Linked DNA regions of Homo sapiens: region 2 is linked to region 1. Evidence: chromatin loops called from intact Hi-C (ENCODE). Cell type or tissue: heart right ventricle. All regions are shown on one strand. Links, peaks and the distances in the headings refer to the core of each region. The heading gives the core; the rest is flanking DNA.

Region 1 (3,842 bases), core at 749-3,248:
TCTTAGCAAAACTCATAATTTAGCTTATAAGATCTTATAATCAACATTGAATTCATCTTGGAGAATCCCAAAGCATCATTGGCCAGACTTAGAGCTTGGGTTTTCAACTTGGCTTTTCTGCTTGTCAGAGATGTGAGCTCTGATAGTCACGTAACCTCTTGAAGACAGCTTCTCTTTCTGTGAAGGCATTGAGTCAGGTGATCTTAAAGTCTCTTCCAATTGTCAAATACTGTGATAATATAATTATCTATAGCAATCAAAATATTTTAAAATATTGTTAAAAGGAGATATAAAATAACACAAAACAGATTGGCTTAAAAGAGAAAGCATATATTTATAAAAGCATAGCCTTTCGGCCAGAACCACCATCTTCCAGTAAATCGCCAAAATGATAAACAAAAGGGAAAGAGGAGAGGCACCCAATATATGTTCTCTAGACCATTTAGAAAACATGGAGTTGTTTCTTTGGCCATGTACATATGAATCTATAAGAAAAGTGATACTGTAGACATCAAGGGAATGGGTACTGTTCAAAAAGGAATGCCCATAGGTGTTGCCATGGAAAACTGGGAGAGTCTACAATGTTACCCAGCATGCTGTTGGCATTGTTGTAAACAAACAGGTTAAGGGCAAGATTCTTGCCAATAGAATTAATGTGCGTATTGAGCACACAAAGCACTCTAAGAGCTGAGATAGTTTCCTGAAGCACGTGAAGGAAAATTATCAGAAAAAGGAAGAAGCCAAAGAGAAAAGTACCTGTGTTCAACTGAAGCCCCAGCCTGCTCCATCCAGAGAAGTGCACTTTGTGAGAACCCATGGGGAGGAGCCTGAGCTGCTGGAACCTCTTCTCTATGAATTCATGGCATAATAGGTGTTAAAAAAAAAAAAAGACCTGTGGACTGTAAAAAACAAACAAACAAACAAAAAAAAACATGTATTAAACAAGTTAGTCTTATTTTCCGCTTGGAATTCGACAATTTGATGCATGTGTATACTTAGATAAGATACAAAGAAGACATGTGAGTCTTTTACTGTAGCAAAACTCCAGAATTCCACAGTCATAAATTCAGTCTTATGACCTGGTGACCTATTTTTGATGAGCAAATTTTTTGCGAATTACCCAGTAAGAAGCCAACACACAAAGTAAAAGGATAACATATCATGACAAGTATTTAGGTCATTTATTTTGATATGTGAGGTTTGATTTTAATTATTCATACAATTTCATAGTGCAGGAATAAGTGTCTTGTGTTATTTTTCCAAAAACTAATGAAGGTGTCTAAAGATAAGCTCTCACTAGAGCACTTTTCTATGAAATTCTTACAGAAACATTTGTTTAGTGAAACTTGCCAAATTTAGATTACATGACATCAAAATGAGTGAGGTTCGGACAAACTAAATGTGTTTTAAACTTACAAAATAATAGAAAGTAGATATGTGCTTAAGAATAGGAAATTAAGTCACCAAGTAATAGTTCTGATTTTTGCCCATTCAACCACTACTGCCCCTTTTCAAGTCCAGCAGTCAGACTGGACTAGGGGATGAGATCCTAGGCTTTCTTTTCACATTCAAGAGAAGGAATAGGTTTTTATCAAAGGCTATGAAATACTAGATAATGTCAACATCTGTCATTGACAGGAACATGATTGTCAAAACATTTATGAAGTAGATACTCTGTGCCAAGCACCGTACCAGATTCTAAGAATATAAAGGTGAACACAACCCAGTTCTTACTCTCAGGGAGCCTGAAGTCTACTGTGGAGATAAACACATGTATTAGTAAGGATGAAAACACTATTCTCTGTAATATACAAACACCCAAAGTTCATATGACTCAACATAACATAAGTTTACTTCTTACTTGTGAGTGGCCTTCTATGTTGTCATTCAGAGGCTTGAGTTTCTCCCATTGTTGGCTTGCTTTCTCCTAGATCTGTGGGGTCTTCTGCTGGATCTTTGCATCCAATTAGAAGAGAGAGTGTGGAGAATTGCACCAGAGGAGTTCATGGGTAAGGACAGAGAGTGATACACATCCCTTCTGCGCACCTTCTATTACCCAGAACTTGGTCACAAAGTCATACATAACTGCTGTGAAAGCTGGAGACTGGGGAACATGGGCCAATTTTGTGCCCAGGAGGTGGGAGAAACGTGTCAGTTTGCTGTACTATGTGAAGAAAAGGGATCACAATTAGTGTTCATTATTATAACAGAGCTGGAATGCATTGTGTGGTGGAGGTCAAAGGAAGGAGGAAATGACCTCAGCTGGGATAAGCTCACACAGGATAGGAATTAGTTAAGGGCACCTATCAAGTTGCAATTGCAAGTTGCAATTGCAGTCATAGGCTCAATAAATCCTTGTAGAATAAATAGAATTAAAAGTATTCCTAAATTAGGTTAAATGAAACCTTGGGAAATTTATAATAAAAAACTATAGTGTTCATTTAGTTGAAATTTTTAATGTTTTTATTGTTGATTTTTACGCTGTTGTAAGATATAATACAAAGGATTTATTGTACACTCTAACCAGTTTCATCTAATGGTAATATTTTGTAAAACTATGGTAGAATATCACAACCAGAATATTGACATTGATCAAATCCACCATTGACATGATCCTTATTTGAATAATTCAAATTATTCATATTTTCCTAATTTTACTTGCACTCATTTGTGTGTATGTGTGTATTTCTATCTATGTTATCAATTCCGCACCCCGAACCACATGATACAGAACAGTTTCATCACCACAAGGACCTCTCCCCCACTGCTAACTTCTAGCAACCCGTCTTCTTTCCTCTATCTCTAAAATGTTGTCATTTTAAAAATGCTATATAAATAGAATCATACAATTGTAACCTTTAGTGGTTGGTTTTTTTTTTACTCAATATAATTTTCTGCATAGTCAACCAAGTTATTGTGTTTATCAACAGTTCACTCCTTTTTATTGCATGATGTATTAATTCCATGATATGAATATATCACAGTTTGTTTAAGCATTTGCCATTTGAAAGACATCTGGACTGATTCCAGGTTTTGGCTATTGCAAGTACACTGCTATGAACATTGAAACAGGTTTTTGCAGGAACATAAATTTCCATTTTTCTGGTGTAAATGTCTAAGAGTGAAATTTGCTGGGTTGTATCATATGGAAATCACATATTTAATTTTATAAAAAACTACCAAATTGTTTTCCAAAGCTGCTGTACTATTTTACATTCTCATCAGCAATGTAGAGAGATCCACTTTATCTGCATCCTAACCAGCATTCCATGCTGTCATTATTTTTTGTTTTAGTCATTCTAATAGGTGTGGTTTTAATTTGCGTTTCTCTGGTGGCTAATAAAGGTGAACATCTTTATCAGCGCTTATTTTCCATCTGCATATCATAACCATATTGTTTTTTATTTTAAAGAAGTTTAGAGGTTTTCCAGTTCTTACAAGTAATTTCCCCTTCTTTTTATTTTAATTTAAAAAAATTGTGGACAATTCCTATTCATCTTTGTACACCCCATCTAAACTTCCTGTTTTCTTTGAAGCCATCTTCAACTCTCGAGCCTAGTTAATTAAACCTTTGTCTGGCTTCCACAGGCAAAATGAATCTCTGGCTTTGCTCGGTTCCAGTTTGTTTTTCTTTCTATTGTAGCTGTTACCAAAGCATGTTTTCATGAAGATGATTACCTGTCTGTGCTTCCCACTAAACTGTGTCCTGAGGGAAGGGACTGTCTTACATATTTTTGTCTCCTCAGGACCTAGTATGATGTCTGGTGCACTTAAATCCTTAATAAACATTTTCAATGACTTTGAGTGCTTTATGTTCTGCCTCTTTCCCCGAAGGATTTGAG
Region 2 (3,842 bases), core at 616-3,115, 360 kb before region 1:
ACAACAACAAAAACAACAAAAAAACCCAACCACCCTAACAGCAAATGTGACTCCAGAAAGGAGCTGTGTGATATATTGACACAATACAGAAAACATATTGAAACAATTTTTATTCTCATTATTTTTCCCCCAAAATTAAATATGCCCAATAAAGCAAGTTAACATATTCTGCGTGTCTCTCTCCACTCCCAACTAAACCCAAATCCTTGGCTTTTAATGAGATAATTTTTTAAAAAACAGAATCAATGTTTCAGCCTTTCAAGTGGTGGCATTTTTATTTTAAGCAGAGAGGCATAAATGCATGAAGGATGCAAATCTGGGCTCTTTCAATGGCTCACCACAGTGTGACAGCTGTGGACGGGATCAAGACAAAAGCGGTGACTGCTCCAAGAAAATGATGGCTTAGGCATCTCCAGCCCAATCAATAATCTGGCATGTTGAGGTCAATCACTGCATGACCATATTCAGTTCGAGCCAGCCAAAGATTATTAGTTTGACACCCAGAGGCTATTTCTTTCTGCTGTGGATGGCGGAAAGAGAGCTTGTGTGCATCTCTTCAGAACCAAATGGAGAAAGCCTAACTATTTATAACAATAGAAGCACTGAAACAGAATTTTCAGAGAGGCTTCATATTTGTTAGGAGGAATCCCCTACAATATCCTCCAGGCTGAGTAATTCTTCTGAAATTGTCACTAAGCTAATTTTGTGTTTCATCCATTCAAAAAATTAGAATGTTTTTAAGCCTCTATCATTTCCCAGGCTGTGTCCTAGCACCTGGCAGATACAAACACAAATAAGATACACTTGTTATCCTCAGAGAGGAATAAATGTAGAAGCTTCTACAAAGATGTTGATGCTCTAAATTTCCTCTAATATTCGGCATTCCTATTTTTCTTCTTCCCCCTCTTCTCCACCCTGGCCAAATTTCCCACATGCAAGCAGGACAGATTTTACTGGGATAAAGATAAGAGGGGAAGCAAGATAATCATTATTTCAGATTATTTGGGCTAATAGTATTCAGATCTAGCCTAAGAGATAGCTAAAGTGGGTTCCAGAAAACATCTGAAAGCTTTATACATTACTAAAAGGGCAATAGAACTAGCCACAGGAAGCTATTTCTAAGTGACATTCCAGTCCTTTTCTGCAGTCCACTGCCTGTCTAAGGCATTCGGTTGCTGACCATGGTGTTCACATATGCTCACTAACGGGAAACAGTTTGTGGCTAGGAGAGATCCACAGGAGTGTATGGAATAGGGCTCTTGCTGTCTGATATTTCACCAGTCATGTTTTACTGTTTCTCCTGGATGGCATGCCATAGAGTGTAATAAATCTCAGTTTGTTTATATTCTGTGTCTGTATTTGCACTTTGGTGATTATATTTGAATTCATGCAAGATCCTTTTTTTTTAAGAACTTGAGCATAATCTTCTCATTAATCCTGTCCTGTTTGTCTGTTATTAACAGGCCACTGTACAATGTATTCTGCTGCAAAACTCCACCAGGCATGACTAATTCAGATAATTAATTTGCTAGAACATTAACACCATCAAATGAGCCTGCTAAACCGGTAAATTTAAAGTAAATTAAACTTAATTTGCAGGTTATTGCAATTAAGTCTGCCTTGTCTTTCTGAGGGATTTCAACATCCTCAGTATTTAAGAGGCAATCATAATGCATGCAAGTGGGCGGGCTTTTTGGCTAATTAACACAAGAGTCTAATCTGCTTTTCAATTAGGGTGGATGTTTATAATGTGCTGGTGACAGTGTTGCGATTCAGTGCAGCATAACAGGAGTGCGTGGCATAATTATAGCTGAAAAGAAAAGCTCATGCCGGGCCTTTTTAGGGGTTAATGAGACATTGGCAGCTTCCAGCTGAGGAGATCGAGCCAGTTTAGTGTAGCTTCAAGAGGAAACCACCCATAGGGGTTTCCTTTGAAGTGTCAAAAGGTCCCCTTGTTCTGGGTGGCTTATGTTTCATTTGTCTGAGTGGCATATCAAAAATTGATGAGCTGCCAGCAGCAGTCCCTATGACATTAATTCACCAATTGTGTTTCTAATAGTTTCATCCTTAAATAAATTTGGATGATGAGAATGGTAAGGAGAGTCAAGGTTCTGAAAACAATGAGCAGAGCCAGGCTGTTGCATGGTTTTTATACAACACAGACAAATGTAGCAGCAGTAAATGTTAAAGGCATGGCTGGCCTACTACACCCTGGGTTATTAGCTAAGGGAAGACAAAGATGTATTGTGCCTGTGCCCTCTGCCAAACAACAGTCACTCAAAACAGTGATAAAAATGTGGCATTCACTGGCACTTAGCTTAAACTCTTAACTATACAGGGGAGGGATCTTAAGCTGGGGCTTCAGAAGAGGAAGTTTCTATGAATCTGAGACATAAACCTCCTTGGAAACACTCTTACTAAAGCCGCCTATACATCAGAGCTGAGGCTAAGGGGAAATAGCCAAATAGTAACACAATAAGATTGCACTTACATTTAGAGTATGGAAATTCACATTATCTCCTCATGTCTACAGTAAACACTAAACCAAGGTGCTTTGAGGCTCAGCTTGAAACTGAGTTGTTGAGGTATACTTGCATAGAAACCATCTTCCAGTGCTTATTATGGTCTAGTTCACCTGAGGCTATGTGATGTCATTGTGCTGTCTGTTTTTTGTTGTTGTTGTTTGTTTTTGTTTTGTTTTTTGACAGAGTTTTGCTCTGTCACCCAGGCTGGAGGGCAATGGCGCCATCTTGGCTCGCTGCAATCTCTGCCTCTCGGGTTCAAGCAATTCTCCTGCCTCAGCCTCTTGAGTAGCTGGGATTACAGGCATGCGCCACCACCCTCAGCTAATTTTTGTATTTTTAGTAGAGACAGGGTTTCACCATGTTGGTCAGGCTGGTCTCAAACTCCTGACCCTGTGATCCACCCTCCTCGGCCTCCCAAAGTGCTGGGATTACAGGTGTGAGCCACTGGGCCCAGCCAATTTCTGGTTTTATATGTTCTTTGGTTATATAATGAGGAAAAGAGAATTTACAAATAGACAGTTGTTTCCAGGATGAATATCATACATGTCATGCCTAAAATTTATCTGAGAACATACATCTGGTACATACATTGGAATGACTAGCATCATATTTTCAAAATATTTAGGTGAGCAAGTGGAAAGTAAAGACATCAAAACCTTGTGCAAAATAAAAGTTCTTACCACCACAGTGCTACATGTTTTCTTTTAAGAATGCCAAATTATGCATGATGATTATAAAGAGCGTTGCAAAGATGGCCCTTCTTTTGGCCTTCATGTAACATGCATGAAGTAAATTACAGCTGGGTAAAACCCCCAGCCTTTCACAGAGACATGAATGGAGCAGTCAAATAAATTATTCCAGGTACTTGCAGAAAGATTAATCTACCCAAATTAATTGTAAAATCTCCTAAGCTAGTATTGTCACATAGACATAGCCAAAGAAAGTCATGATGTATTGCAATGGATGTTGGGGAATAAATCCATTCATTCATTTGTTTCTTTATCTTTGAACACATATTATGTGACATACATTGTGCATTGAGGCTAAGGCAATGACCAAAACAATGTCCCTATATTCATGGAGCTTACAAATAAATGGGAGACCATCAGTTATTGATAAATGCAATGATGATAATAAAGTAGGGTAATGTGACAGAGTGACTGAAAGGCTACTTTAATCTGGGTGTTAGGGAATGACCATCTTTGCAAGGAGGTCACATTGAAGATGAGACCAAAATGATACTGAAAAGTTTTCAATAACAGATGACCTAATTTGTAGTTTCAAAAAGATCACTTTGGCTCCTGCCTGGAAAACAGA

What was found. A loop is a pair of places that touch in the nucleus more often than their neighbours do. Peaks named below come from ENCODE experiments on the same cell type or tissue, not always from the same donor. Only the 100,000 strongest peaks of a DNase experiment are listed, where the experiment ranks them.
Region 2: a loop joins it to region 1, with 7 times the contacts of the local background. A loop is called at or near these places in 2 of 110 quality-filtered maps.

Annotation. Positions count from the first base shown.
Region 1 is chr13:78,760,786-78,764,627 of GRCh38, forward strand. It overlaps LOC105370272 (a long non-coding RNA gene), which reads right to left and starts at 2,138. Exons shown (of 3, transcript XR_942107.2): 1 at 1,862-2,138; 2 at 757-899; 3 at 1-247. It also overlaps the pseudogene RPL21P111. In heart right ventricle, for the core only: no CTCF peak of the experiment used is centred there; no DNase peak of the experiment used is centred there.
Region 2 is chr13:78,400,835-78,404,676 of GRCh38, forward strand. The region is part of intron 3 of OBI1-AS1 (OBI1 antisense RNA 1); the gene reads left to right. Among named protein-coding and RNA genes, the nearest start is that of POU4F1, 200 kb to the right of the region's middle. RefSeq lists an enhancer at 1,046-2,369. In heart right ventricle, for the core only: no CTCF peak of the experiment used is centred there; no DNase peak of the experiment used is centred there.